Linked DNA regions of Homo sapiens: region 2 is linked to region 1. The links are chromatin loops, found by intact Hi-C in ENCODE. Cell type or tissue: heart right ventricle. All regions are shown on one strand. Each heading gives the region's core, and the rest is flanking DNA. Links, peaks and the distances in the headings are about the cores only.

Evidence for each region. Hi-C counts contacts between places; a loop is a spot of excess contacts. Peaks named below come from ENCODE experiments on the same cell type or tissue, not always from the same donor. Only the 100,000 strongest peaks of a DNase experiment are listed, where the experiment ranks them.
Region 2: a loop joins it to region 1, with 4 times the contacts of the local background. A loop is called at or near these places in 4 of 110 quality-filtered maps.

What each region holds. Positions count from the first base shown.
Region 1 is chr2:56,281,062-56,296,751 of GRCh38, reverse strand. All of the region lies in intron 2 of CCDC85A (coiled-coil domain containing 85A), which reads right to left. Among named protein-coding and RNA genes, the nearest start is that of CCDC85A, 100 kb to the right of the region's middle. RefSeq lists an enhancer at 7,941-9,140. In heart right ventricle, for the core only: a CTCF peak has its summit at 7,360; no DNase peak of the experiment used is centred there; H3K27ac peaks cover 1,236 bases.
Region 2 is chr2:57,489,328-57,505,017 of GRCh38, reverse strand. No RefSeq gene overlaps it. Among named protein-coding and RNA genes, the nearest start is that of VRK2, 550 kb to the left of the region's middle. In heart right ventricle, for the core only: a CTCF peak has its summit at 7,316 (motif pointing right); a DNase peak (open chromatin) is centred at 7,317.

The sequences.
Region 1 (15,690 bases), core at 3,223-11,222:
GGCAGTTCACTTCTTCCCAAGGAAAATGGAAAATTCCCTTTCAAAGTAAACTGTTCCTTCCCTCATGCCCCAGATGTACAACCCAGGTGTTCTGTCCTATGTCTCTTTTGTAAAACAGGCCAGAATCCTGACAAAAGCCTTTCTGAATAATGCCTGCTTAAGGTGCATCAAACATCAAAAGCCGCCAAAATTCCTTTCCCTACTCTAGAAAGGAAAAACACACTGGTTAGGGATCACCTCCATGTAAGTAAAAAATAATAGGGCGCCTGGTGACGGTTCAGCTGCCTGCTCCTTCTGCAGGCTTACATAGGCTTCAAAAGGTCCTCTTCTCATTTCACTTGCTGTTTATGGAAAAGGGAAAGAAGAAAACTACCACATTCCAGAAACTTTTCAGTAGGTATGTTATAAATAGTTTTTAAGTTATTTCATAACATCCTGGCACAGTAGGGCAAAAAGAAACCCTTCTGAACCATTAGTGACGCTTTGGGATACACCTTTACCACAGGTGCTGTTAAAATAGCAAAAAAGGGTACCCAGGCCATCAAACACATATTTAGAAGCTTCTATAAGTGGGAAATATTGAGGAAGAGAATAAAAAGAGGCAATGAAAGCTATACCCATGAGATCCTGCCAGTGTGCTAAAGTTCCTGATGTCATTTTCACATAGAGGAAAGGAAAATTGCTGCCTGTAGATTCCACATTTTTAAAACTGACTTCTTTTTTCATTTTCAGGGCTGCCTGCCTCCTTTCTCTTTATCGCATATGTAAGAAAGATGTCAACACTTACAGACTTAATTAGAAAGTCGTAGAAAAACCTGTCAGCTAGATTTGCAGAATCCTGACACAGAAGTCCTCAGGCACGCAGCACCTGGGCAGTGATACTGGTGGCTCTGCAACTCACCTTCTCACCTGGCCTTTGCCTGAAGCCAGAAGCTGTTATGATAGGGGAGGGAGGGAGATTCCTCCAGGCACTTCCTTTTCAGTCTATCCTCTAAGGGGTTTCCTGACACTAGATAATGATGCTAACACTCAAGAGAAGAAGTCACTAAACAGATACCACCTTCTTAATTTGCAGAGAAATGATCTGGAATGATAGTGAGTGGCAGAAACTCACACTCCTAGACAGAGGGGCCATTTCTTTTTGTAGGAGCCAAGCACTTGCCACGCACACCCCACACCTATTCTCAGCTCTCTGAGGGCCCTGGTGGTGAACTCCAGTGGCATCCTTTCACAAAGAGATCAACCTTCTTTCCACTAGCCATGCGGAAGCTGATTTGCTACATCACAACAGTGTAAAGCTATCAGCATATTATTAATCAATTATATTTATGCCATAGGCAAAATCTGCCCATTTGTGAAGAAGTCAACTCACCATGGAAGATCATGGCTTAGTCAATGGAAACCTTGATTTAAGTCCCACTACAAAAAAGAATAAAAACCCTGCTATAAAATTCAAAAACATTGATCTTAAAAACTGTGAGCAAAAAGTAAATACTTGAAGGTCCAATAAATACACTGGTTGAATTGACCTCTTTCTTTGAAGCTCTGAGACAAGATTTATTGGGAAGTGGGGATGGGGCATTTAGGGAGGTGTCTGATTCATTAAAATTAAAAAAAAATCCAAAACAACTGGTCCATTCAGTGAAAATCTAAGCACAGAAATACATAGCAACTAAAATCTGACAAACTTCTTCAGCAATCTGGATGCCATAAACACAATGTTTTGATTCTTATACCAGATAATGCAGACAATTCAATGACTTTAGTTCATGCTATCATGTATTTAGTCCTCAGAATTGCCAAAATCACTGTCATAATTATTACTACTTACTAATACCACCAACCCATCCTGGGTATTTCAGGGAGCTAGCTATTAGAGGTACCGGCCTTAGTAGTTACCATGTACTACTTTGCACCCAAAGCCCTCTTCAAAGCACCAAGACTTATAGTGACTTAAGAGTTTTAAATGTGATATTTTCTGGCAGTTCTCCTCTGCAATCCAGCAACCCAGAAACATTATCACTTTTTCATACATAAATCTCTAAGTTCTGATGCTGTTTAGGCAAAGTGTTTTATCTGTCATTGTCAGTCAGTCCCTACATAATCATAGAGGAAATGACTGATAAAAGATGTGAATCAAATTGTCAACTCTGAATAGAGTTATACGCTTGAGATGGACAAGGAAATAAACTAATTCCAAGAAGCCATTCCTAGATCAAGGTCAGTGAGTGCATAACACTGGCCTTAACCATTCCTACAGAATGAATAAAAATGCCATGACTTGGAAATCTGATTTTTTAAAAATTTTATTTAAGTTATGGTATACATGTGCAGGACGCGCAGGTTTGTTACATAGGTAAATGTGTGCCATGGTGGTTTGCCACATCTATCAACCCACCACCTAGGTATTAAGCCCAGCGTGTAATAGCTACTTATCTTGATGCTCTCCTTCCCCTGCCACCCCCCAAAAGGCCCCAGTGTGTATTGTTCTCCTCCTTGTGTCCATGTGTTCTCATTGTTCAGCTCCCACTTATAAGTGAGAACATTCGGTGTTTGATTTTCTGTTCCTGCGTTACTTTGCTGAGGATAATGGCTTCCAGGTCCATCCATGTCCCTGCAATGGACATGATCTCATTCCATTTTATGGTTGCACAATATTCCATTTTCTTTACCCACTCTATCATTGATGGGCATTTGGGTTGATTCCATGTCTTTGCTATTGTAAATAGTGCTGCAATAAACATAAGTGTATATGTATCTTTATAGCAGAATGATTTATATTCCTTTGGGTGTATACCCAGTAATGGGATTGCTGGGTCAAATGGTATTTCTGGTTCCAAATCTTTGAGGAATTGCCACACTCTCTTCCACAATGGTTGAACTAATTTACATTCCCACCAACAGTATAAAAGCATTCCTATTTCTCCACAGCCTCACCAGCATCTGTTGTTTTTTGACTTTTTAATAATTGCCATTCCAACTGGTGTGAGATGGTATCTCATTGTGGTTTTGATTTGAATTTCTCTAATGATCAGTGATGTTGAGCTTTTTTTCATGTGTTTGTTGGTTGCATATATGTCTTCTTTTGAGAAGTGTCTGTTCATGTCCTGTGCCCACTTTTTGATGGAGTTGTTTTTTTCTTGTAAATTTAAGTTCCTTGTAGATCTGAATATTAGACCTTTGTCAGACGTTTTCTCCCATTCTGTAGGTTGCCTGTTCACTCTGATGATAGTTTCTTTCGCTGTGCAGAAGCTCTTTAGTTTAATTAGATCCCATTTGTCAATTTTTGCTTTTGTTACAATTGCTTTTGATGTTTTTGCTATGAAATCTTTGCCTCTGCCTATGTCCTGAATGGTACTGCCTAGATTTTCCTCTAGGGTTTTTATAGTTTCGGACTTTACATTTAAGTCTTTAATCCATCTTGAGTTAATTTTTGTATATGGTGTAAGGAAGGCGTCCAGTTTCAATTTTCTGCATATGGCTAGCCAGTGGAAAACTGATTTTACAGGCCTATCTCTGGTATAACTTTGGCTTTTCTCCACATGGAATCCTCCAGCCTAGAATGTTGTAACAAGTACATCTGGTAGACAGCTAACGGGACCTAATACATGCCACAGATGTTAACTCCCCTTCTATCAAAGCTGCCAGCCAGTACCCAGGGGGCATGAGCTCTGACTCTGGTCTTCTCCAGCTGGGGGTAGCCTGGTCCACTCATTGCCCTGCACTGTAAACCTGCTCTCATTTCTATGTGTGCCATGACATGGAAAAGCTGGAATGGTGCTCTAAACCCCCTTGATTTCTGCCAACTTGACTATCAATTGGGTTTAGAAGATTATCTGCTCTATTTTAAAATCTAAGGAAAGTGATGCCAATATAGGTTTGCACACTATCTCATGTTCAGCTTCTTTTTATAAGCAATATCATAAATGTCAATGATGGGCCATAATGGAATAGAATGATACTCAGCCAGAAACAAAAATCCTTCCCTATGACAGCCACAGTGTCTTCATGGCCTCTGAGAAGAAGTATGTACAAATGATATATCCAGGGGTCTCATGTCCCAGTGTAAGCCAGAATGAATCATATAGAGTTATTTATTTCCTTATGTATTTATTTATTGCCTAGGTGAGAGGCAGGTACGAGAGGCCTACAACACTAAAAGCAGGCAAAACTAATTTATTTTCCCCATCCTACTTAAATCTAACTAAATAATCACATCATTCTCCTCTTTTCAGGAGACTGAGAGAGGGTTGTGGAAGGCAGAGGGGTCTATAGGTCCCTGTGAAGACCAAAACTAAAAGGTCTGGACCAAAAGGAAATAGGAGAAAATGTGTATCCTTTATCAAGTTGAAAATTATACTGCAACTCAGGCCGGATGTGGTGGCTCACTCCTGTAATAGCAGCACTTTGGGAGGCCGAGGCGGGTGGATCACGAGGTCAGGAGATTGAGACCATCCTGGCTAACACGGTGAAACCCCGTCTCTACTAAAAATACAAAAAAATTAGCCAGGTGTGGTAGTGGTTGCCTGTAGTCCCAGCTACTCGGGAGGCTGAGGCTGGAGAATGGCATGAACCCAGGAGGTGGAGCTTACAGTGAGCTGAGATGGCGCCACTGCACTCCAGCCTGGGCGACAGAGCAAGACTCCGTCTCAAAAAGAAAAAACGAAAAGAAAATTATACTGCATCTCAGAATGTGCCTGTGATGCAATAATAAATGTTTTTAACTCAGGCATTTGTTTTACTGAGACACATGTCTCAAATATGCCTAATCCCCTCCATCTGTCTCTTTAAATACCACTGTAGTGCAAGCTAGCCTTTGCCATCTCTCACCTGGGCCTGCACCAGCCTCCCACTGGGCTCTCTACTTCCACTCATCCTGGCTACAATTCTCCCTTCAGGAGTCAGCGTGAACGTTCTCACAGGTAAATCAGGTTACATCCTCCCTCTCCCTAAAAGTCTAAAAAAAAAAAAAAAAAAAGCCTTCCCATTTTTCTTTGAGTAAAAACCAAACATGTAATTCAGCCTACAGGGCCTTACGTGTTCTATCTACATTTCCAACCTTTCATGCTATGTGTCCCTTTGTCTACAAAGTTCCCAACACATCAGGCTCTGATAGCCCACCAAACATTCTTTCCCACTTTAGGGTCTTTGTACTTACTGATCTCTCTGATCTTCTCCCAAATTTTCAAGGGAACAGTATCTTTCTACCCTTTAAATCTACAGCTTAAATATCATCTACTCAGGGAGGCCTTTTCCAATCGCCTTAGCCATAGTAGCCCCCACACTGCTATTTTCTCTGCAGCCACTGTCACTTACTTTACAGCACTTACCACCAGCTCTTTTCACTAACTAATGATATGTTCAGTCCATTATGCCTTTATCTCACTCTCTAATGCTGTCTTGTTCACCCCAGTGCCCAGCACAGTGCCTGTCTCCTAATGGAGGTCTCCATCAGTACTTGCTGATTGACTAATAGATGAATAAATGAGAACCCACAATATGGTTAGATCCATCTATGCATCTTTTTGTCACTGAGCCTCTACTCAAAGATTAAGACATCAAGTTTTTCTTAGTTCTCTCATTATTCTACGTGTACTCCTCAAAATTTGCCTCTATATGAGAAAGGAATACATTTACATTTTACAAAAACCGAAGTTTCACAATTCATCATCAGTTGTGCCAATAGCAACTGCCATATAACCCGCAACATAAGTTCTTCAAATAATCCCCCAAAAGAGTTACATGGTCAAATGAATCTGCAAAACACTACACATTTTTTTTCTTTTTCTGGTTTTGGCTTGGAAACCCACAGTGTGTTTTAGCATATTAAAGACACCAAAAGAATTACAGTAAGGAAACCTGACTTTGTTTTAACCCAAGATTTTCCAAGCTCGTGGCAAAAGAGCCAATTTTTCTACTAATGCCAATTAACATCCCTACAAACTAGTATACCTCAAAATAGAATTTGGAAACAATTTTCTAGATAACTGTATAGAGGAAAGTGCCAAATGTAGTTTTCTTGAGAGATGTCCTTTTGGTTCACAGTAAAGAAGCTGGTGATAAAATTTGAAACATTAACAATGATAATTAAAAATCAATTATCTATAGACCAGGGGTTTTGATTACATAATTTCAGAATTATCTACACTATTTGCTTCTTCTGCCTGTCTTCTAGATAGTTAAATGATCACCACTAGTGATGTTATTAACTATGGATTCAACAAACAGCTAAGTTTGAAACAGTGAAACAGCAAAATTTCACCATGGACACAAATATAATTCATTTGCCATAGTAGAGGGGCACAGAATCAGGCATATTTGATCACCTGTAAACACAGGAAATGGCAAAAAAAGCCTGTTCTCTTTCCCACCCCCACAGCTATAAATGACAGATATTCATAGGGCCCCTCCAACCAAAACCAGAAAAAAAAAGCAGACTGAAAAAAATAGAGATTCCATGTTAGTATTAGCAAAAATGTTACACCTCTATCATTTACATGGATTATATAGTTAATAATTAACTAGCTAGGATGACAGAAAGATAATGGCTTAAATCTAAGACTGATCTTTGAGTGATTACAGACATAGAGCTTGAGGACTCACTACAATTGAAATGTCAGCACTGATGCAAGAATAAAAGAAGAGAATTATAGAAGGATGTGGCCAGAATAGGGCAGAGCAGAGCAGCAGACTGTAGAATAACTCAGAACCAGACAATAGCAGGAAATGAGGGTCTGGCTTGAACCAGGACAATCACCACCTCGACCCCTCTGGGATAAGGTTTGACCCATAGCCTAGTACCAGAGACAAGTTCTTCAGTTTGATCTGCAGTTGAAATATAAAATATTAAGTATTAAAATAGAAACCATCTGACAAAGATATCATACTTTACTGCCAGCGTGTTCTTATAAGACCAGAATGTCCTGGTGGACTTTAACTATACCCCCTCCAAAAATAATAAAACCATTAAATTAAGCTTCATTAATTGAAAACTCATGACAATTCGGACAACAGAGATGAGGTTTACATACTCTGTAAAAAGTAGATGGAAAGCAGATGAATAGTGGAAAGAAGATGGTAGGGATGACCACTGAGATCTTTTCAAGATCTGGTCCATGCCTACATCTCCGCCTCACCTCTCACAATCTCCCATGCCACCTCTACCACTGTTGTACCCTGTGCTCCAAGCATACTAAACTACATAGACTCCCAAGTGTGCCACCCTCTCTCATGCTGCTCCCTCTGGTTATAATGTCCTTCTACCACCCATATCACCCCCTTTGCCCAATGAAATCCTACTCAACTTTCAAGACTTGGCTCAGATGCCTTTCATGAGCTCCTCTTCAACCCAACCTGGGGTAACTGCATCCCCTAGTGTTCATACAGTCCTATCAGAATACTTACACTATGTTGGATGATCTATTTTCTTGACAACTTATTTGCCAGGCCTATATCCCCATGTCTGTCATACTGAATAGTAAACAATAACCAATAAGCATAGGTAGAATAAATAAATACATTAAAAAAATCCATATGCAAAGAACAGAGAGAAAAAAAGAGTGGTAATCTGAATCTGAAGTCAGCTGATAATAAGAAATCATGGGTCCTGTGTTGCCTACTGACTTATGAACCTGAATACTTTCATTTGGCATGCTAACTACAGCTTGGGCAGTTCTGCCTGTACCCTGGAACCCGGGTCAGCACTCCAGGTCCTTATCTCATTCTAGTGCTACTTAGGCCACCTCTGCTTACATTATTGAAACTCTTACTGCCATGTTAGTGAAACTATCAGCAACTAAAGGGTCATAAGGCTCTCTGTACACAGACCTTTAGAAATAATTATCACTTCACTGCAGAGAGCAGATGTGATTTCTCCCCGCAACACAAGTCATGTGAACCATTAATGTAGACACCAAATTACACATTTTCAAGGTTCACTGACTAGGAAAATGGTGTTAATTTTGGTGCTCTGGTCTTAGGATGTATAATTTAGGCACAAACAGATTTGTTTTTTAAAAAATATTGATTTAACTTTAATGATGATTTTTGGGGTGGGGGGGGCATGGTGGGAAGAAGCAACAGGGCCCCAGGAGATGAAATGCATTTCTCTATCGGTGTGTTGGAAAATACACCACTAAACTCGGTTCTGGAAATGTCATTTTCATGCCAAATTAAAGGTAAACATAATTATGTCTCACACATCAAAAGTACCTAATTAGACACACTCTTTGAGGCTAAAATATGCATGCAGACATAACTAATTTTAACTTACTTCATAATAACTTCATTATTTATGAAGTATCAATCAAAAACATTAAACTAGTTTGTATTTATAAGAAGATCTTAAAAACTGACAGTGATTTCCATTGTAATTCATTCCCGGTTTTCTGCTTTGGGAAATACACAAGTGTCTGTTCCTTTTTATCTTGATGCTAAAAGGAAAAAAAAAAAAAGAACCAAAGGAAATTTTAAGTAAGGAGTGGTGGGAAGTGAAGATAAAGCTTTGTGAGTCATGATGAATTTGCCACAAATAAAAATGCTGGGACTGTGACCAGGTAGAAAACTATTCATCACACAAATCTGAAGACCTCTGTCTACTCCATCCCTCTGTAATGAATAATTACCATGGCATTAGTGCTCCTACTCAGCTGTGGGGAGTAAACTGTCAATCATCCCAAGATATGGGTTCAGGGGTGAAGCTGACGCCAGGCTCTGTAAAGGAGCCTCTGAGAAGGACTGGATGGAAAGAGACCCCAAAGCTTCCCCAGAGGGCCTCTGCTATGATTTAAAACACCCTATGGCAGCTCTCTGTGGAAGACGAAAAACTCAAAGACAACAGGAAAGAAACTTAAAAGGCCTACAGTCCTGCTCTAAATAGGAGAAAAATTTCACACTCCCAAAAGTAGTCCACATTTATATGCACAGAATGTTGTATGCTGGGTGCTACAATGTCCCATTTCTTAAAATCAGGCAAACTGTGAAAAGAGGAAGAATTTGAAAATGGTAAAGTGAGAAAATAAAGGAGAAAGAATTGGCTTAGAGCCAAGAAAGAAGAGGCCTGTAAACACTGTCTCTGAAAGGGTGAGTTTGGTGTAGATCTGACAGAAAAAGAATGTGAAATGACACAGAATCAACCATACAACTCTAATATGCATTCCACAAAGAATGTGACTTCAACTTCAGATCATGACAGAGTTATTGGAACTGGGTCTGTCTGTCCTCCTGCCATAAACAACTAGAAAGTTGGTGGAATACTGGCCTGTTTTCAGACATTGGACAATAGGCAATGGAAGATAGTAATTGTTGAGAGAAGAGAAACTGTCAAGATGAAATCATGTTTGCCCTGGTTTTCTGCCTGAGGACACTTTCCAGACTGTGGCAAAGGAAAGTGAAGCCCAAGTAGAGAACTATGTCCCTGAACTGAGGAGATGCAAATTGAAGCTCGCAGCCACTGAAGCAACCAGAATGTGTAGGGCAGAGTACTGGAAATAAGACAATTCCACAGGAGGAAACAGGGCACTTAGAAGTTAGCTTGAAGGTCTCCCATGAGTCCTTGACAAAAGTCTGGGTTACAAAAGTGAAGAGTGAAACTCTGTCAGCCCTAGCAGAAAGTAACTACTGCAAGCCTGGGAGATGAACAAAAACACCAGATGTCATAACTATGCTGAGAGACATTGGAGCCCTGGTTCAGTCAGAGTGGAAAGATGTCAAACACCTCAGCATTCAGTTAAAACCACAGAAAGGGCACCCCTTGGAGAAAACACCACTCCCTAAAGTAAAGGTCGTGTCTGTAGGTATAAGGATAAAACCTAAAATAGAGCCAACCTAAAGGGGAATAAAACCAAGTCCAACAGGATCAAGAAAACCCACCAGTAATTTAACTGCTTTCCAGAAGAAAATTCAATTTCCTTTCAAAGAACACAACATACCCCAGATTCCCTACCAGGAATTATCCTTGATGTCCAATTTACAATAAAAAATGAACAAGTCATACAAAAGTAGAAATACATGACTCATAATAAAGAAAAATAAGCAGCCAATACAGAGACCAAGAGATGACCCAGATGTAAAAATGAGTAGATGGGATTTTAACATAGTTATTATAAATATGTTCAAGGGCTTAAAGGAAAATATGGACATATAAATGAACATATGGAGAAATCTTAGCAGAGATATGAAATATATAAAAGAAAGCCAATTCTAGTAGTAAAAAGTAATATGAAAAATTTAGCAAGTAGTCTTAGTAGCAGATTGAAGACTACAGCATAGAGGATCAATGAGTTGGAAGACAAATCAATAGAAATTATCCAATTTGAAGAACATAGATGAAAGCATTTTAAAAAAATTTTTTAAAAACAGCCTCAGTGAAGACAGCTTCAATAATACTAAGTGGTCTAACGTGCAATTGTTAGCTGACAGAAAAAGAAAAGAGACAATGGAACAGAAAAATATTTGAAGAAATACTAGCTGAATATTTTCCAATATGATGAAAAACATCTACCTATAGATCCAAAAAAGCTCAGTGAACCATAAATACAGAAATACAAAACAAATTACAACTAGGCACATAATGTCAAACTGCTAAAAATCAAAGATACAGAAAAAAATCATACAAGCAGCCTGAGAAAGATGCGTACATTAATGACAGAGAAATAATTATTCAAATTACAACTGGCTTCTCATCAGAAATAATGGACCCAAACAACAATAAAACATCTTTATATTGTTGGGGGTCGGGGTGGGGGGGACTGTCAACCCAAAATTCTATACCCAATAAATATATCCTTCAAATCTGAGGTTGAAAAAAACCATTTGCAGAGATAACACAGCCTAAGAAGATTTATATCCAACAGACCTGTACTACAAAAAGAAATTTCTTCAGGCTAAAGGCAAATGATACCAGCCGAACACACATAGGAAGCAAAGAACAACACTGGAAATAGTGCATATGTGGGCAAATATAAAAAGCAACCCTTTTTCTCTTAACTTCATTAAAAGAAAACTATTTAAAGGCATATAGTATAGGGTTCATAATGCATATAGTATAGGGTTTATAATGCATATAGAAGTAAAATATATGACATAACACAAAAGCCAGGGGAGTAAAATGTAATTATATAATAAAAAATTCTTAAACATGAAGTGTAGATAAGAATATTATTAATTATATTATTAATTATATTATATTATATATTATGTTATATTATATATAAATAATATAATTACATTATTAATATAATATACTATAATAATATTATTAATGTAATATTAATATAATATAATTAATAATATAATTAATTATATTATTAATATAATTAATCGATAAGAACATTAAATAAAATGTACTCGGCCAGGTGTGTTGGCTCACGCCTATAATCCCAGCACTCTGGGAGGCCAAGGTAGGTGGATCACTTAACGTCAGGAGTTCAAGATCAGTCTGGCCAACATGGTGAAACCCCATCTCTATGAAAAACACAAAAAAATTAGCTGGGCATGGTGGCATGCGCCTGTAATCCCAGCTACTTGGGAGGCCGAGGCAGGTGAATTGCTTGAACCTGGGACGTGGAGACTGCAGTGAGCTGAGATTGTGCCACTGCACTCCAGCCTGGGCGACAGAGTGAGACTCCATGTAAAAGAGAAAAAAAAAAAAGAAAGAAAAGAAAGGTAAGTCAAAACTCTATTCAAAAAGCAGACACTGCCAGACTGGATGAAAACACAAAATCCAACATTTTGCTGTCTTAAAGAGACTAATATAAAATGTAAAGCCATATATATGGGGTCAAAGTAAAAGGATGAAGAATATATACCATGCAAATAATCTGCATAAGAAAGCTGGTGTGGTTATGTTAATAACAAAAAATAGTCTTTAAGACAAGGATTATTATTGTAGATAATGAAAGACAATTCATAATGATTAAAAGGTCAACTTTTTTGGAAGATAAGTTGTAAATACTTATCAGTTATAAATACTTATGTGCATAAGAAAAGAACTTCAAAATAAAAGAAGCTGATAGAACTAAAGGCAGAGAGACAAACACACAAGAGCAAACCAAACATTAGTAAGGATTTAGAAGATTTGGGCTGGGCATGGTGGCTCACGCCTGTAATCCTGGCAGTTTGGGAGGCCAAGGCAGGTGGATCACTTAAGGTCAGGAGTTCAAGACCAGCCTGGCCAACATGGTGAAACTCCATCTCTACTAAAAATAGAAAAATTAGCTGGGCCTGGTGGTGCACACCTGTAATCCCAGCTACTCAGGAGGCTGAGGCAGGAAAATCACTTGAATCTGGAAGGCTGAGGTTGCAGTGAGCCTAGATCACGCCACTGCACTCCAACCTGGGCAACAAGAGTGAAACTCCGTCTCAAAAAAAATAAGAAGATTTGAACGTTATCAATCAATATGACTTGAAGAACATTTAGAAATCACTATATTCAGAAATGTAGAATTCAGATTCTGTCAAGTGCAAACAGAATATCAATCAAGAAAGAGCAATAAAAGACATAATAAATTTCAAAAATGTTGAAATATTATAGATCATAATATGGGAAAACAATAGAAATAAACTAGAAATCAATAAGGATATCTAGCAATGCCCAAGTATTTAAAAATTAAACAACACATTTGTAAATAACCTATTTATCAAAGAAAAAAATCACAGGGAAATAGAAAGTAATGAATGACAAAAATACAGTATATCAAAATTTATGAGATGTAAATAAAGCAATGCTTAGAGGGAAATGTAGAGTTTTAAATACTTAGAAAAGATAAAAGGTTTAAAATCAGTGATTTAAGTTTCCTTTTTAAGAAGCTATGGAAAAAGACAAGAAAATTAGACCCAGAGTAAATAGAAGAAAATGATATAGGTAATACAAATTAACTTAAGTAGAAAACGCACAAACAATAGACAAAACTAACAAAGCTAAAGTTTGTTCATTGGAAAGATCAGTGAAATTGACAAACTACTATCAATACAGATCAAAATAAGAAAATAATACAAATTGGAAATGTCAGAAAGATATGTCATTACAGATCCTACAGATATCACAACTCATACCAGTAATTTTACTAATGTAAATGAAATAGATTTCCTTGAAAAATACAAGTTACCAACATTGATTCAAGAAGAATCAGCATAACTCTAATGCCAAAAACCAACCAAAGAACCATTTTATGTTTAAAAGTTACATATCAGAATTCATCATAAAAATAGACCAAAAGAATCAAAAAGCAAATCTGGTGAAAGTAATAGTAAATCCAAAACCAGCAAATGTTAGAAAAGAAACTTTCATAACCAAGTGGAATTTATTCAAAAAATAAGTTTGAACAGTCAAAGTGAATCAGTGTAACACATTTTAGTGTAATAAAGAAGAAAAGCCATATTGTCACCACAGTCACCAAAAAATTTGACAAAATTAACACCTATTCATGATTTTAAGAAAAACTCCCAAGAGACTGGAATAGAAGGAAGAACATTATGAAGAATATCTACAAAAAGTGACAAGTAACACTGTGAAATACTGAATGCTTTTCCTCTAAGATCAGTAGATGAGTAGAGTACTTCTACCGAGTATAGCATTTGAGTTCTGAGTATGTACATCAACACAATAAAAATAAATAAACTACACATATTGGAAAGTAAGAAGTAAAACTGTCTTTATTTGCAGATACATGATTGTTTACATAAAAATCCTAAATATTTTACTAAATATCTACTAGAATAAAAGAATTTAATATTGTCGTAGGATACAAGGTCAATATATAAAAATCAACTGTGTATTTCTATATACTAGAAGAAAAAAAGAAAACATTTTAGTACCATTAACAATACTATAAAAATTAAGTCATTAGGAATGAATTTAACAAAAGATGTGCAGTGCTACTATTCTATAAAGTACAAAACACTGCTAAGAGAAATTAAAGCAGTCCAAATAAATGAAAAGTATGGCCGGGAATGGTGGCTCACGCCTGTAATCCCAGCACTCTGGGAGGCCGAGGCGAGAGGATCACATGAGGTCAGGAGTTCGAGACCAGCCTGGCCAACATGGTGAAACCCCGTCTCTACTAAAAATACAAAAATTAGCTAAGCATGGTGCCGCATGCCTGTAATCCCAGCTACCTGGGAGGCTGAGGCAGGAGAATAGCTTGAGCCTGGGAGGCGGAGGTTGCGGTGAGCCGAGATCGCGCCATTGCACTCCAACCTCGGCAACAACAGCTAGACTCCATCTCAAAATAAATAAATAAATAAATGAAAAGTCAATGAGAAGATTTCATATTATTAAAATATATAGACACAACACAATCCAAATCAAAACATCAGTCTTTCTTTGTAGAAATTGATACAATTACTTTAATATATACTTGACCTCAAATTGTTGAAATAATCTTAATCAACAACAACAAAAATGTAGAGGACTCACACTATTTGATTTCAGGACTTACTACAAAGCTACAGTTATCAAGACAGTGTTGTATTAATGTAAGGACAGACAAACATAACAACAGAATCTAAAAAAAGATCCACACATATATGGCCAATTGATCTTTGACAAGGGTGCCAAGGTAATTCAATGGAGGAAAGAACAGTCTTTTCAACAAATTGTACCTCGATATCCATAAAAAAAAAACTCTCAAAATTTTCCTCACATGTTAGGAACTAATAATAATAACAAAATGGATCACAGACCTAAAGATGAAATCTAAAATAATTAAAGTTGTAGTTAAAAACATAGGGAATAACATTTGCAATCTTAGAGTATGCAAAGATTTCTTAGGATACAAGTACAGACCACAAAATTTTTAAATGGATATACTGAACTTCATCAAAATTAAGGATTCTTCTTCATCTAAACACCACTAAGAAAATGACAGGTCAAGCTACAGATTGAGAGAAAACATTCTTATTCACTATTATTTACATATATCTGACAAATATGTATATAGCTTTGAAAAAATACTTGATTACAGAATATATAAAGAACTCTAAAAATTCATGAAAAAGATAAACAGCTAATCAAAAAAGGCAAAATCCATGAACAGACACTTCACTAAAAAAGACCACAAATGGCTGATATGCAACTTCATTATTCATCAGAGAAATGCAAACAAAATCTTTAGGACACTGTTATATACCCACTAGAATGGCTAAAATAAAAAAGCCTTACCATACCAAATGTGTATGAGGGATGTGGAACAACTGGAATTTTCAAACACTTATGATGGGAGTGTAAGATGATATAACCACTTTCAGAAGCTATTTGGCAGTTTTTTATAAAGTTCAATACACACCTACCCTATGACTTGCAATTCTATTCCTAGGTACTCATCCAGAAGAAATGAAAATACAATATCCACAAAAAGACTTGTATGTCCATGACTTTATTCAGAACAGCCAAAAACTAGAAAGAACCCAAGTCCCATCAACAAAACCGTATATAAACAAATTGGTACACATTTGAATAGAAAAAATATTTTTTAAAAAATGAACAGATAATACATGCAACAACATGGCTTAATCTCAAAACCATTATGTTCAGTGAAAGAATCCAGATACACAAGTAAATACTGTATGGTTCTGTTTACTTTAAGCTCAAGAACAGGTAAAACTAATGTATGTGATATAAATAAGAATAGTGGCCACCTAAATGGTTTAGAGATTCACTGTAAGAGGGTAAAAGGTAACTTTTGGGGGTGA
Region 2 (15,690 bases), core at 4,118-12,117, 1.2 Mb before region 1:
CTTAAGAGAATTATGCTGACTGTAAAAAGCCAACCCAAAAATGTCACATAAGGTATAATTTCACTTTTATCGAATTATTGAAATGTCACAGTTATAAAAATGAAAAAAAGATTAATGATTGCCAGAAATTAAGGAAGGGTTGGGGGCATGAGGGAAGCAGGTGTGTTTATAAAAAGACAACATGAGAGAGACTATTTGTTGGAAATAGTCTGTATCTTCACAGAATCAATGTAAATATCTTGGTTGTTACATTTTACCGTAATGTTGGAAGGTGTTACCATTGAAAGAAACTGGGTAAAACTGGATAAATGAAATCTCTCTGTATTATTTCTTACAAATACATGTGAATCTACAATGATCTCAAAATAAAAATTTTAATTAAAAAATGATGTATTTTGACAGCTCCCTGCCAGTCTGAGTCAAGTAACACTGAACTAGGAGGTATGATTAATTATGTTATTTAATTCTCATAACAATATGTAGGTAATTAGTATTTTTCCCTTTCATGATGACTACACTGGTGCCCTGAAAAATTGGATAATTTTTCTAAGGTCACATTTTTATTTTAAGGAATATTTTTTAAAACCTAAGGTAAGTAGGTAAAAGTCATTGCCAATATTAAATCAGAATCTTCTGATGTCAGATGCAATGCTTCCTCTCCTTACACACATTCCTTTCTCATATTCTATTATTTATTATTTGAAGTGGTTAGTAGAGAGCAAATCTTTTATTCTATTAATATTCATATAGCATCTTATACATTTTAAACCTCTGAGTTAAGAACAGTAGGTATTATAATCCCAATTTGAAAGCTGAAAGGACTGATGAGTAATTCTAGCTAGCTTCTGGCATCCTGAGTTCTAGCACTATACTCTTCCATTGTAACATCAGCAGGTGACATGATTTGGCTGTGTCCTCACACAAATCTCACCTTGAATTGTAATAATCTCCACGTGTCAAGGGCGGGGCCAGGTGGATATAATTGAGTCATGGGGGCAGTTTCACCCATATTGTTCTCATGGTAGTGAATAAGTCTCACAAGATCTGATGGTTTTATAAATGAGAGTTCCCGTGCACAAGCTCTCCTACCTGCTGCCATGTAAGATGTGACTTTGCTCCTCATTCACCTTCTGCCATGATTGTGAGGCCTCCCTGGCCATATGAAACTGTGAGTCAATTAAACCTCTTTCCTTTATAAATTACCCAGTCTCTGGCATGTCTTCATTAGTAGTGTGAGAACAGACTAATACAGCAGGGAAGGCAGAACACGTCCAATCACTCCCAGGGTACAGTAGTGAACATTTTTACTAACATAATTCTTGTGTTTGGTCTTAATTTTTTTCTTCTTTTGTGTATTTTAAATAGTAAATTCTTCAAGTTCTAATAGACTGAGCCAATGTTACTATGTGTCCCTGGTCTGCAGTGTGGAACAAAGCCATCTTGCCTACTCTGCTGAGAAAGTATATCCTGAATCTATGCAGCTTGCTCTTTCTCTCAGCTAGACCTTAGGTAAAGTCACCATTTTCTATTTCCTTTAATCCTACAACAAACTCCTAGTTGGTTTTCCCACATCTGGTTTTGTGTTCTTTATTTTCTTCTTCATCCTCAGATTGCTAATCTTTTAAAAAGACAAGCTGAATCTTCTCATTCTTTTGCTCTGTGGTATATCTTAACATTGTTCAAAATATTTTCTGTCTTTCTCTACTAGATATGGAGTAGAGACCCAATGGTGCCATAATAGACATTTAATATGAGCAAAAAAAAAAGATGTTTGTTTTTTAAAAACCAAAAAACATTGTTTTTACAACCACTTTGGGATTCATTTCTTATTACAGCAGACACTTGCTTGTGCTTTCTGATCTGACTGACATATGTGCCACATTCTCTGACAACTTTTTTTGTATCTGCGATTGAGTCCAAAATACCTAGCCTTCCAAACACTACATAAACTAGCCTCTGCAAACTCCACCAATCTTACTTCTCATCACATTTCTTACCCTAAATATTCTCAAAATGCATGGAACAGATGTTTACACTGTTTTCTCCTTCATACACTCGCCATTATGCTGCATTGTGTCTACAATATTCCTTACCTCACTATGAGTCAAAATTATTCCTATTAATTCTTTAGGGGTTGGCTTAAATATCTTTTTCTCAGAAAAGTGTTTCATGACTACCTGCAATCTAGCATAAGCCTTTCTTTTACACAATCACAATTCCCTGTTGTTGAGAGTTGTCTTCAAATCATATTTATTCTACAAAATTTCTCCTACAAAATAAGTGTAATCAGAAAATTGTGAGGCAGTCATGTTGCTATTGTTGTTATTCTAAAGAGAAATGAGGCAACAGATTGTGATGAGAACATGATTAAGATTCCATCTCATATTTATTTGATTGTATTTCTGAGAAAATATGGCTTTTGGGTTAAGAGATTATATATTGTGTATTTGGAACCCAATGAATAAATATTAAATACAATATACTGAAGCACTAATAATTCATTAAGTTTTGAAAATTGAACATTGGATTTCTATAAATAATAACATTTGATCTTAGTGCAGTAACAATGTGATGAGATCCGTAATCCAGAACCTATACTTCAATAAGAAAGAGGTGGGATCAAGGTTAATCAAGTCATGGAATTTTGGACCTCAGAATATGTAGATTCTAGTAAGGGAAGAGCCAAAGAAACACTCAATTTATAGTTATTAAATTTATGTTTGTTTAATTACCATAATCTGTCTTCCCCACTGGACTCAAACTCCATAAAGACTAGAGCTATGGTTGTATTATAACATTCACTGTGCCAAGGACTGTACCTGACATACAGCAGAAGTTTAACAGTATGACAGTAAATACTTCTTTTTGCAGAAATATACTGTCCATCTGAATTATCAATTGCAATTGAATAGTGGTAACTTATTTCTACAAAATGTGAATACGTAATAACAATTTATCCTATGGCTACCCAAAATAACAGGGTGCTTGATATTTGTTTAGGTAGGTACATTCTCCAGATATGTTTACAAGGGTTATTCTCTATGTTGAAATCTGGTTTGGGCCAACAATAGCTACTACTTATTGCTTACTTATGATGTGTTAGACACTATTCAAAAGCAATACCTTCTTTATATTATTTAATCTGTATAATGATCCTGTGACATATATATTTTTTGACAGACAAAAAAGAATCTGATATTCAGATAAACTAAGTGATTTGCCCAAAGTCACATAGGTAGAAAGTAGCTCAGATTGAATTGAAACTCAGCCCTAAAAAACCCAGGTTCCTAAGACCTATGATTCTGCTTCCTCATAGTTCCATGACCAACCTCTTTGAATCTGATATAGATGACCAACTCTGCTCATTTTGGAAGGTTACAGGTTGCTTATAGTTACTTTCCTCCTTCAATACTAAATTCAAAGACAAGATTATATCTGCTTTTTATTTTAATTTAACTACACAATGATAAAAACAGAAACTTAATGATCTTGAAAATGCTAATATTTCACGATAAGGAGTCTGTATGGACACTTTAGTTGATACCTTAATTGATGGTTTTATCTAGTGTGAATATGAAACAGCAGATTTCATTATGTAAACTGCCCTCTTCTGTAAAACTTGGCAGGGTCAATAATCTCTGGGATTCTAGGTTTCAAAGAGAACTAAACAATGGGAATTTGATAAGTGAATTGCACCATTATCGCTGAGAAGCTCACATTTTATTAGGTCTTTTTGCATGTTAAAAATTCCACATGGGACATTTTTAAAAGGGTAACACAATGTGCCTTAGGATCACTCAATAAATGAAAAACAGACTAAATAGAGTGAATAGAAACCCCAAGTCACAATGGTACTCTCTACTCCCTTCTCCTGGGAATCCTATCTAATTTTAGAGAAAGTCTCAAGTACTATGTCAGTAATGCCAGCTTTGATCTGAGGTTTATTTTAAAGCATCACTTCCCAAAATATTATTCAGAAAACCAATGCCCTAGTTCTATTGTCTGTCCAAGGACAAACAAGACCCTTCCAGAAGTGCTACTCTACAAATAAGCAATCTACAGAATGGTATGTCATTGATGCTAGTATTAACAGGAGTGGGCAAAAGGTGGAAATATTTAATGATGCCACCCCTCTTGTTCCTGGAAATCAGGGGAATAATATTTAAGGACACTTTCAAAAGCCATTTAATTAAGTAATTATATCATCTAATCCCAACTGCTTTTATTGAAAATATATCACCTTCATAATAACTATCATTTATAAACTATATACTGTGTGTCAGACATTGTATTTTGCACTTCAATTTTGATTTCATTTCATCTTCACAGTAACCATATAAGGTAGGTATAATTAAGTTCATTTTACAGTTGAGGAAACTGATGGTTTTAAAGATATTAAGTTACTTGTCTAACGTCACCCTCTTGGCAAATAATACACCCAGAAGTTGAAATAAGAATTTTCTATTTTGAACTCTAAATTGCTTTCTACCTAGTACTTATGATGTGCAAAAGCTTACCGGACACACAAATGACTGCTCCCGAATTGAAAGGTAACCAAAACTCCTGCAGTGCTAGTTGAGCATGCTGATTCCTAGGGTACATCCTGAGAGTTTCTCATACAGTAGGTCTGAGTGGGGCCTTGAAACAAGTATTTTTAGAATGCATCCCAGGGGTTTCTGATCAGCCAATTGGAGTAATTTCCAGGGTGCAAAGGGAAATATAATTAGATTCTACCATGTAGGTGATTTGATTGTAGAAAAGAATATTAACTACTGTTGATAGAAACATATATTTTGAACATATTTTGCCTCTATAATTATACTAATCAGTACTGGACACTTAGTAGACTTTCTTAAATGATCAGGAGAACAAATGCATTTTTTCCCTTGACAGTTATTCTTTGTGTTTTTCAAGACAAAACAGATGTAAAGTTGTTCCAAATTAGCATTTGAATACTCTTCGTACACATTTAAAACACCAAAATATTCACATTCTCTGTGTAAATCTTAAGCTATTGGCCATGTGTTGAACAGCCATATCTAATGCCACCATTCCCGTGATATAATTGTAATAGTAAATGCTCTCATAGGGTCAAATGGAAATGATTTTATGATTTTCTTTCATGTATTTATTTATTCATTTACCTTTGTTTACTCCATGTCTGTCTATTATCTGCAATGAATACCCTAAAGCAATTTGTTATTCCCATGTTTTTTATGAAAGTAGTATCTAATACTTATTTAAAGTTCTTGTAGGTCAGTCACCGGTTATAAGCACTTTAAATATATTAAACACATTTTATACTCAAAACATTTCTCTGCAGTAGCTCCTGTTATGATTCCATAATAATATTTTATAAGTGGGGAAAATGAGTCACAGAGCCACTAAGTGATATCTTGCTGCAGTAAAAAAAAATTACAGTATCTACATATGCAAGATAAACAATGAAGCATCTTATTGTCAACCTGGGAATATTAATTTTCTAGTTTCTCCAGCACTGGATTTCAGCCAAACAAATTACTTGCTTTTCAAGCTGCAATACAACTCTGTGGATCTTAGCTCCAATAAAGCAGTGGTTCAATTTTCTACAGTATTTACTTATTGAAATGGACATTGTGTAAGGTTTTGTTTTTGAAGGGAAGTAGGCAACACTTAGTATCTACGGTGAATCAAGCCAAATTGGTAACAGTCATAGAATCCAAATATTCTCAGTGAAATTGACTTCTCTTCAAGGTATTTACATTATATTATTCATATTGTTTTCCTTGTGGAATTGTATGCACAATAGGTATGCATGTAGACGGGGTGTATGAATGACAATTTTTGTTTTATGGCTAACATTTGTAGAGTAGTTACTATATGGTAGACATTGGGCAAAATGTTTACCCTGGATTATCCCAATTAATCTTTGCAACTGTTTTGATAAGTAATTTCTTCACTTATTTCAATTTCAAAGGTTATAAGAAAGGTTTTAGAGGTGTATGTATGCCTTAGGTCTAGTAAAACATATAATTGGTATTTGAATATATACTTCTGGCTTCAGAGACTGCCTTCATAACCGTAACACTCAAACTGAAACCCATATAAATTCAAATATTGACTATTGGTAGTTGTTGGGTGACTACCTCACCCAGCTAAAAATCAACTACAGCAACTATAGGATAGGGAGATCTGCGTTTATACTAGTTTAGGTGAAAACATAATAGGTGAAAATTTTAGCTGACCACAAGGAAGAAGTCCCAGTTCTAGGAAACAGAGTCTCATTAGCTTGGTTGTAGTAGAGGAAATCTAGAATTTTTTTGGAGTAAAGAAATCCTTTGAGCTGGGTAGACAAAATTTTACCAGATTGAATGGTAAATATATGGAGGGGAAACCAGCTGTGGTATAACTGGGGATGGTTCATAGGTGGGCAAGCAGCCTGGGAAGGGAGATTGGCTCCTGCACATTAGGAAGGGCCCAGAGAGACTTGCCAAAGAGTTTGGATTTTATTCTGTAGATGGTGAAATTTATTTCAAGGAAGGAGTTATCACTGTCAGGTATACACATTAGACGTGATTGGGGCAGTAGTGATAGAGCCAGAAGGGAATCATCGTGGAGCTGAGGTGACAGACCTGCTAAGACAGAGACCTGCAATTGAAAATGGAGACAATGATGAGAACCAAGGAAAGGTCCTTTTGATAGGCTAGGAATTGAGCAAATTGTGGAGTCTTCATACAAGGCATTGAACACAGAATGAGGAGGAACGGGTTTTGGGGAAATTATTTTGATTTTCTATTAGATAATTTGAGGTGCTTGGAGGACTTTGGTAAGAAATGTCAGTTGGCAGTACAGAGTGCAAGGGATTAGCAGGAGTGAACAGATTTGGACAGTGGAGGAAAGCTCCTGAGACGTGGGTATGAGTGTTTCAAGCCCAGATGTCTGAGAAGCAGCATCCAAACTCTGCTTTGCCCTGTCTAGATTAAAGTTGGATTAAATATTCAGTTCCATTTGTCACCTTTTAGAAGAGACGTTAGAAAATCTTCTGATAAGGAACCTGGATTCTACCTTACCTGACATACCCTTGGTTTGAAAAAAAAGAATGCAAAGAGGAAATGATAAATATCTTCAAGTTTTGGCACGGCTTCAGAAAACAGAAATCAAGGAAGAAAACATTCAGTTCAAAGTCAGTGGTTTCCCATTCACTAGAGGTCTGTACAGGGAGCTGTGGCCTGAGAAACTAAATGAAATAGCCACACTGGCTTTGTGCTGTGGAACAGAAGTGAAAAGAAAAAAACAAAATAAACCCAATAAACATTTGGGTGTGAGGAATACAGCTACCACCAGAGGGCAGCCACTCCTTGAGAGGTTCAGCCGGCCAAACAAAGCAGTTATATTTGAGGGTTTTATAACAGAGTTCATGGTTATCAGGGAAATGCACACTGTGGTCACCAATCACCAGCACATGTGGACATAGCCAGGCAAGTCAGAATTCCAAAGGTAATGTTACTAGTCAGACCTGCAGCTTTCTAAGCAGGCAGGTGATTTGTTCTGTTTACCTGGCCATTCAGAATTAACCAGGTCACAATTTTTCTACATAGAAAATTGGCTTTTTTTCTTTCCTTTCTCTAATAAGGGAATCCTTCCACTCTTTCCAGAACAGCATGTACTTTGATGGGCCAGATTTTGGTAGCAGCATCCTTTGTATCTGAAGAGGCTGTTGTGATCTTAGTCACAGACAATCTATGCAGTTATGAAAATATTAAACAGTAAAGGTGGAGTCTAAAAGTATAATGCAGACTCTAACAATACAGAGATGTCTGTGGATTTTAGTAACAGCTCATCTTTTTAGAATGTAAAAGATGATAATGAGGGTTTTCTTTTTCAATCACCCTATAACAATGCTGCAAGCTACGCCATATTACTTTCTTTAACAAATGATTAATCCAAACCTCTGTGAATATCTATTATATCCAAGTTATAACAACCAGAAAATAGCAGGACTGCGATTGACCCAAATATGTTTTGTTCGAAAGTCTCTGTTTTTTTTTTTTTTTTTTTTTTTGTCTCCCAAACCAAAACCTCTCTCCTACACTGAAAACTCCTTTCAAGAACCTCAGGGGGAAGCATGATAAAGGTACAAAAAGGTATCCAAGAGGCCGGGCGCGGTGGCTCACGCTGTAATCCCAGCACTTTGGAAGGCCGAGGCATGCGGATCAGCAGGTCAGGAGATCGAGACCATCCTGGCTAATATGGTGAAACCCCGTCTCTACTAAAAATACAAAAAAATTAGCTGGGCATGGTGGCGGGCGCCTGTAGTCCCAGCTACTAGGGAGGCTGAGGCAGGAGAATGGCATGAACCCGGGAGGCGGAGCTTGCACTGAGCCGAGGTCGCGCCACTGCACTCCAGCCTGGGCGACAGAGTGAGACTCCGTCTCAAAAATAAATAAATAAAGTATCCAAGAAAGCATTTGTGGTGTCTGCATGTTCTCCAGCGTCAGCGCCAGAGCAATGAAAATCCCTCTCTGCAGGGGGACAGCAGCAAGTCTCTAACCTTTTAGTGGAAGGAACGTGTCCTGGGACAGATGTTTGGGTGCTGCCCTTGCTTCACTTTAATCTGTTTGGAAATCAAACCACATGTTTTCCCAGCTATTTTGCATATGATTTTTGGTAAATCTCATTATCTTCAGCGAGCAAAAGGAGTTATCTGGAAGTTAGTACTAAAGAGCATCAAATGAAGGAGAAAATAGATTAAGTGCTCCTCATATTGTTAGAGGAGAGAAGAGTGAGTAGAAGCTATCCTCTGACCTAAACTGACTTGGAAACCTGCTCCCTGCCTTACCATTCCAGAAAATTCAAGCGGGAAATAGAGACAGTATGCATCCTCTTCGACATTTTGAGAGGGGAAATTGCACTGGAGTCAGGAGATGAGCGAGAGTTCCTTATTCTTCAATTTTGGAAACTAATCTTTAGTAATAATAATAATGATCCCCGAAATTGTAGGCACCATCTCATAGTTAAACACAAAGATCATATGCTTTCTCCAATATTGAACTAATGCTAAAGACATGATACTCTCGATTGAACAGCAGCAACAACAGGAAAATAGCCGTGTTTTGAGATTCTCCCTTTCCCACTCTTTTGGGTGCCCCTGCTTGGTGCTGTTTCGGTACATCAAGCACAACAGCATATGCAGCACTTTGCTTGGTATAAATGTTTCGGAAGCTGGTGTTGCTAAGCTGTGGCTAATTTCAAATGCAAAAAGAAAAAAAATACTTCTCTTGGAAAATATGCTTGCTACAACCTTCATTCCTCCTTCAACTATTTGTGTAGTTCCTAAGTGGAATAAGTTCGGTTTATGCAAAGCTGAAGGGAAAGGGAAAGGAAACAAATATTTAAGAGCATATTGCTATTTATTCTCTCTGTATCTTCAAACAGTCAAATATTTACTCATAAAAGATGCTGAAAAAGGTCATCCAATCAAGGTCATGAGATTTTTTGAGTTAATAATTTCGATCATATCTTTTTTCAGAGTCTGCATTTCTGAAAAGTAAAGGTACTTATTCTTAATCTCTATATGTATGGCTATTTTGTGTTTCTTTTATATCTTCCATAATATTATAAACTAGTTTACACATAACAGTCACAGACTGTGTGTCTTTTCTGTTAGGCACAATCGTGGCTGTCAGGTTCCAATTGATCAAGTTTTCACTTAGAATCCCAAACCCAAACAGAATTGCAGTTTTTGTTCACGATTAGAAGTTTATGGTATTTTTGACCCTTTAATTTGATTCATAATATTTGTATTCTATCACTGCTATAACAAATTTCAACAAATATAGTGACTTAAAACAATACAAATTTGTTGTCTTACACTGCCTGCAGATCAGAAGTCCTAAAATCAAGGTGTTAGCAGGATTGTGTTTCCTTCTGTAGGCTCTGGGACTGTAGGAGAGAATCTTATTCCCTGTCTTTTCCAGCTTCTAGAAGCTGCCTGCATTCCTTGGCTTACAGGCCCTTCCTCCATCTCCAAAGCCAATAGGACAGCACCTTCCAATCTCTTTTCCTCTCTCTCTCCCTGTCTTCTCTCCTATTCTTCTCTACTTTCCTCATTACATCTCCTTGGACTCTGACTCTCCTGCCTTCCTCTCATAAGGAAGGGACCCTTGTGATTACACTGGGCTTTCCCAGACAATTCAAGATAATAATCACATCTGTGAAGTCTCTTTTGCCATGTAAACATACACAAATATTAGGGCGTAGGTCTTGGGCTTCTTCATGGAACCATTACTCTGCATACCACACTCAGGCACTTGAACTTATCTCCTAGTTAGAATTTCTTTGTTTTATGCATTCCTAAAGCGTTTTGAAAAAAAAAAGCCAAAAATATTTTTAAAGTATGTAAAAAAAATGACATGAAAATGTTCAGGCTTTTGAGTCTTGTATTAGTCTGTTTTCACGCTGCTGATAAAGACATACCAAAGACTGGGCAATTTACAAAAGAAAGAGGTTTAATGGACTTAAGGTTCTACATGGCTGTCGAGGCCTCACAATCATGGTGGAAGGTGAAAGTGACGTCTCACATGGCAGCAGACAAGAGAAGAGAGCTTGTGTAGGGAAACTCCCCCTTATAAAACCATGAGATTGGCCAGGCACAGTGGCTCACGCCTGTAATCCTAACACTTTGGGAGGCAGAGGCGGGTGGATCACTTGAGGTCAGGAGTTCAAGACCAGCCTGGCCAACATGGTGAAAACATCTCTACTAAAAATACAAAAATTAGCTGGGTGTGGTGACATACACTTGTAATCCCAGCTACTTGGGAGGCTGAGGTATGAGAATCCCATGAACCTGGGAGGTGGAGGTTGCAGTGATCCGAGATTGCGAAACTGCACTCCAGTCTGGGCAATAGGATGAGACTCTGTCTCAAAGAACAAAAAACAAAAAACAACATCAGATCTTGTGAGATTTATTCACTATCACGAGAACAGCAAGGGAAAGACCTGCCCCCATGATTCAATTACTTCCCACTGGGTCCCTCCCACAACATGTGGGAATTCAATATGATATTTGGGTGGGAACACAACCAGACCATATCAGTTCTATATATAGCATTCAGTACTAGTCCTCTGGGTGCCAGGGCAAGTCTAGGAAGTACATTTATTTCTGGCTGTTACAGAAGGAAACTGTTCACTGAGTTTAAATACTCAGTGCAGCACCTGAAGAGTTCAGTTTCTCCAGCTAAAGGTAGTGGCTCCCTGAATTCTACTGGATAGGACTCTGGAGGATATGTTTGTTTTTGTTGTTGAAAACAGTTAAAATTGAAATTCTGTTAGAGTACATATTCTTATTAAAATAGAAAATAAACTTAATATTTTGGATCTTAATGTTTTTCCCAAGGGGAAATCATTACACACAGCTCACACAGCATGAGAGCCATGAGTGTGCCTTGGGCAGACTAAGACTCACTGTGGATCTATTTCCATATTGAATACAAGTTCATTTAAAATGTGTTTATTTGCCTATTTTCCTATCACTGAGTTTTATGGATAAGTAAACTAGGGCTTACCAATGCTAAGGGTATCGAGACATGCTACATGGACTTGGCTTGCAGAAAGATCCAGTGGGGCAAAAGAGCTCCTTTTCATGTTTCTTAAGTTGAGGGAGAGGGTAATGGATCATATTCTGAGCTTAGAGGTTTTGAAACGTTGTATTTCTCAGGCTCACGAAACATGCTTTCTGACATTACTCTCTCCGGCCACCCTTTGTGGAGGAAGAACAAAGTGGTAACCCATTTTGTGTTAAAAGGAAGAGTGAATGCAAAGGCATGGATGAGGGATTCAGATATATTCCTACTAGACCCGTACAACTGCACCCCAATTTCCTCTGCAGATGAAATTGTAGAATAGAAATTATAGCACTGTAGCATAGAGAGCTGAAGTGGGTACATGTTCTCCATCGAAAGGCTGAAAGTATTTTCTGCAAAGTTTTGGATGGTTTATGGAATAGTGGGAATAAGCCACATACATATGCTTTGATATATACACACATATATACTGAAGGTTAGATACATTTCAAAGGATACAATATCTTATCATGAATAAAGTTTTCATGAAGATAGAGGAATAGTGTGAGGAAGGGGTTCTCCTGGGCCCTCTTGTCCCTGATAGAGGCTCATACCTGTGGATAATGCAGTCTTTGAAAGAAAGCATGTCTTGTGATCAAGAAAACTCGATTCTTGCCATGTCATAGTCTTTAAACAATCAGTTTTATAATACCATTCATGATGAATATGCGTTTTATTTGACAGAAGGTTTTAAAAACCTCAAGACTCCCATGTTTGATCCAAATTCAGTGTCAGCTAAAATTAAACAGTTATTCAGGAAGAAAAAAAAATACCCAGTTTTCTCTGGATAATAACTCAGCTTTTTCTCTGACATCTCTTTGCAGTCCACATTTCCACTCTGATTTCAGACCCATTTATCTGGGTGGATTTGACTCTCAGTTTGATCCAAACACTGCTGCCTCAAATCCATTTATCTTCAGCTCACAAAGGATTATGTTTTCTGTGTTTAGCCAACACCACAACGACTCTGTTGGTAGTTGTGGCTTTGCTTTGTAACATCTTTTTGTATTAGTTAACTCTGTGAGCAACATCGTGGAATTAAGATCTTTCAGTGCTTCTAATTGGCAGCAAACCTTTGTTTTTAATTTTATGCTCTAATCATCATAGTTTGACCAGTAGAAGCACTTTCAACCTAGTTCTTGTAGCCATTTTCACACATCTTTAAACATTATCCTTGCTTTCCAATAACAGCAAGCTATTCCAGAACAATCTTGAGTTCTGTTACACTCAGTGCGAACTCAATGACTCCACAAGAATCAGAGCCCTGATTCTCATTAGTGGAGGCTAATTTTGTGTGTAGTAGTCTTGCACATTACAGTGTTTCATGGAAAAGTTGGGAATAGAAGAGAAATGACAACAGAAGAAGAGCAACCTAGAGCACTGAAGTAGTAACAAGAGTCCCCTCTTCCACAAAAAGTTCATTATTTCAATTTTCTTCTTTACTAAGTTTATTTTTACCTCTCTCTAGTAAGAGAGCTTCTTAATCTAAAATTTTCCCTTTCTTTATACACCAGTTTTGATATAACTGTTATATATTATCATACCAAGCCATGTGTGCCTAAAGTGGTCTACTTGAGGTCCATTAATTCCCTTAACCCTGAGTACTTCCCCTACGGTGTAACGCGGGTTGGTAGGTTGTACCAAAATATAAATAGGCCAACCAGGCTTTCAGTTTCCTCCTTGGATCTGTGTAGTGGCCATGATGAGAATTCATTTTTTAAAGCATATTTTATTAAAACACTCCAGGAATACAGAAGTATGTAAGATAATATACAAGTTATCAAAATGCTAAACAGCTCTATAGCCACTCTCGTGTCTAAAAATCGTTACCAAGGACATTGACTCTCCCTTGAGCTATCCCAAGTCGCAATTCCCTACTTCCACCATAGCACTGTTCTGGCCCACCTGTTACCTTGCCTTTATTTTATAATAATTTTTAAAAATGTGCTTTTCCTATAACCATAGTGTTTAATTTTGTCTATTTTAAGATTTTGATGACTGGGGTATATTGAACTCAATCTTCCATGACTTGCTTTTTAAAATTATGATAATTATGATTATATTGATGCCTGTGCTTTATATCATTTTACTGTTGCATGTTATTCTGTAACAATCATGAATTGCTCAACAATGGAAATACACTCTGAGAAATGCACTGTTAGGTGATTTCATCTTTCTAGAGCATACTTACACACACCTAGATGGTGTAGCCTCCTACACCCCTAGCCTATGTGGTATAACATATTGTTCCTAGGCTACAAACCTGTATAGCATGTTACTGTACTGAATACTGTGGGGAATTGTAACACAGTGGTAAGTAGTTGTGTATTTAAATATAGAAAAGGTACAGTAAAAATATGGTATAATGTGTGGGACCACTGTCATACATGCTGTTTTTGACCTAAAAGTCGTTATGGGTCAGATGACTATACTTGAACATGTTGCAATTTATATGCTCTACTAATGAACACTTAGGCAATTTCCTGTTTTGAGATTATAGACACTGCTATGACAAATGTTCTAATATTTGACTCATGATGCAAGAGATGTAAAAGTTTCCACAGGTTATATTCTTGAGTCTTATATATTTACTTCCAAATTTACTGGAAAATCTCAAATTGCTTTCTAAAGTGGTTTTACCAGTTTGTATGTCTATTGGAAATGTGGAAGACTACACATTGGGATATTAGGCACCCTCAGACTTTAATTTTTGCCAATTTTGTGGAGGTTAAACACTATTATATTGTATTTCTAACTTTAATTTCTCTGATACCCAGTGAACTTGAGTAGCTTTTCAAATAAATTTTTGGCCATTCACGTTTCCTACTTTGTGAAATGCTGTTAGCATCTTTTGCCATTTTTTTCCTAATGGGTTGTCTTTTTCTTATTGACAATAATTCATTTTTAACTGCCTGTGGGATGTCTCCAGCAAAGACTGCCGATACTATCTGAATGATCTAAACTCTTTTAAAGACACTGGAATGCAATGCAACCCTACCACTAGGCCCTGCTACTGTCTTTTCTCAGAAGGCCTCCTGTCTCTGTAGTCGAGAAGTCCAGGAAACCCAGGCCCTTCCTCCCATCAGCCTGGGAGGAACTCTTCAGATGTCCTTTATCAGGGATTCAACACTCTCAAAGATCCCAAATTTAAGCCTAAAATCTCTCCTTCCTGACTATCTAGACTTTCTTTTATTTACAATAAAGTGGGGAAACCCTTCTTGTTGGTAGGACCTTGTTTGATTCTCATCCACCCATCTCTCTTGTTGCTTCTTTCACATTAGGAAGGTTTGTTTGGGGTACTGTGACTTCTTCCAGATCAGGATGTGGGGACATGCCTCTAGTTGTGGCCACTTGTGAATCCAGATCTGAGTACAAAGCTGTTCTCACACTCCTCTCCTCTCCTGTTTACCTAGTCCTATGTATTTCCTATGAAGTTCTTCGCGAGCACTCAGGATCGAGCCCTTCATTTTCTCCACCTCAATTCTTTTGTTTCCCCACTAATGTCAGCACTCTGCTAAATTTTCTGATTTCACTAATTAACCTAATAGTTTTACTCCTCCAATACAATAAATATTTACTATGCAAAACTCTAAAATGAACCAAAGGAGAAAGAGAAAAGGACTTCTTAGAGAAATCTGACACATCCCTAGCCATCCATCCCCTTTGTCTCATGTAACTTCAGCTCAGGAATTGTTTTTTTCTTCTCTAAATAAAATGCAGTTCAAAACATAGTAGTTATTCCTTCTTAGTTTTTTTGATTTGGTGAGTTTTTTTTGTTTTAAATTTTTTCTTTGTTTTTGTTTTCTTTTTTTTTTTTCCCCTCACATTTCATGGATCACTCCTGAAACAAAAAGGCTTGTAGTTCTGAATAGTTATACCCTCAGCCAAATACTCTTGGCCAAATACCTATTCACTCATTGAAAAAAATTTGTATTTACAAATGTGTGAATAGAAATTCAGGATTTAAAAAAAGGTGTGTATATACTTATATCAATGAAAATATTTAAGGAAACCCTGAAATAACTGAACATTAATTTTGGTTATCAATATGTTTGTACAAATCAAAAAATACTAAGGCCAGAATTTTCTT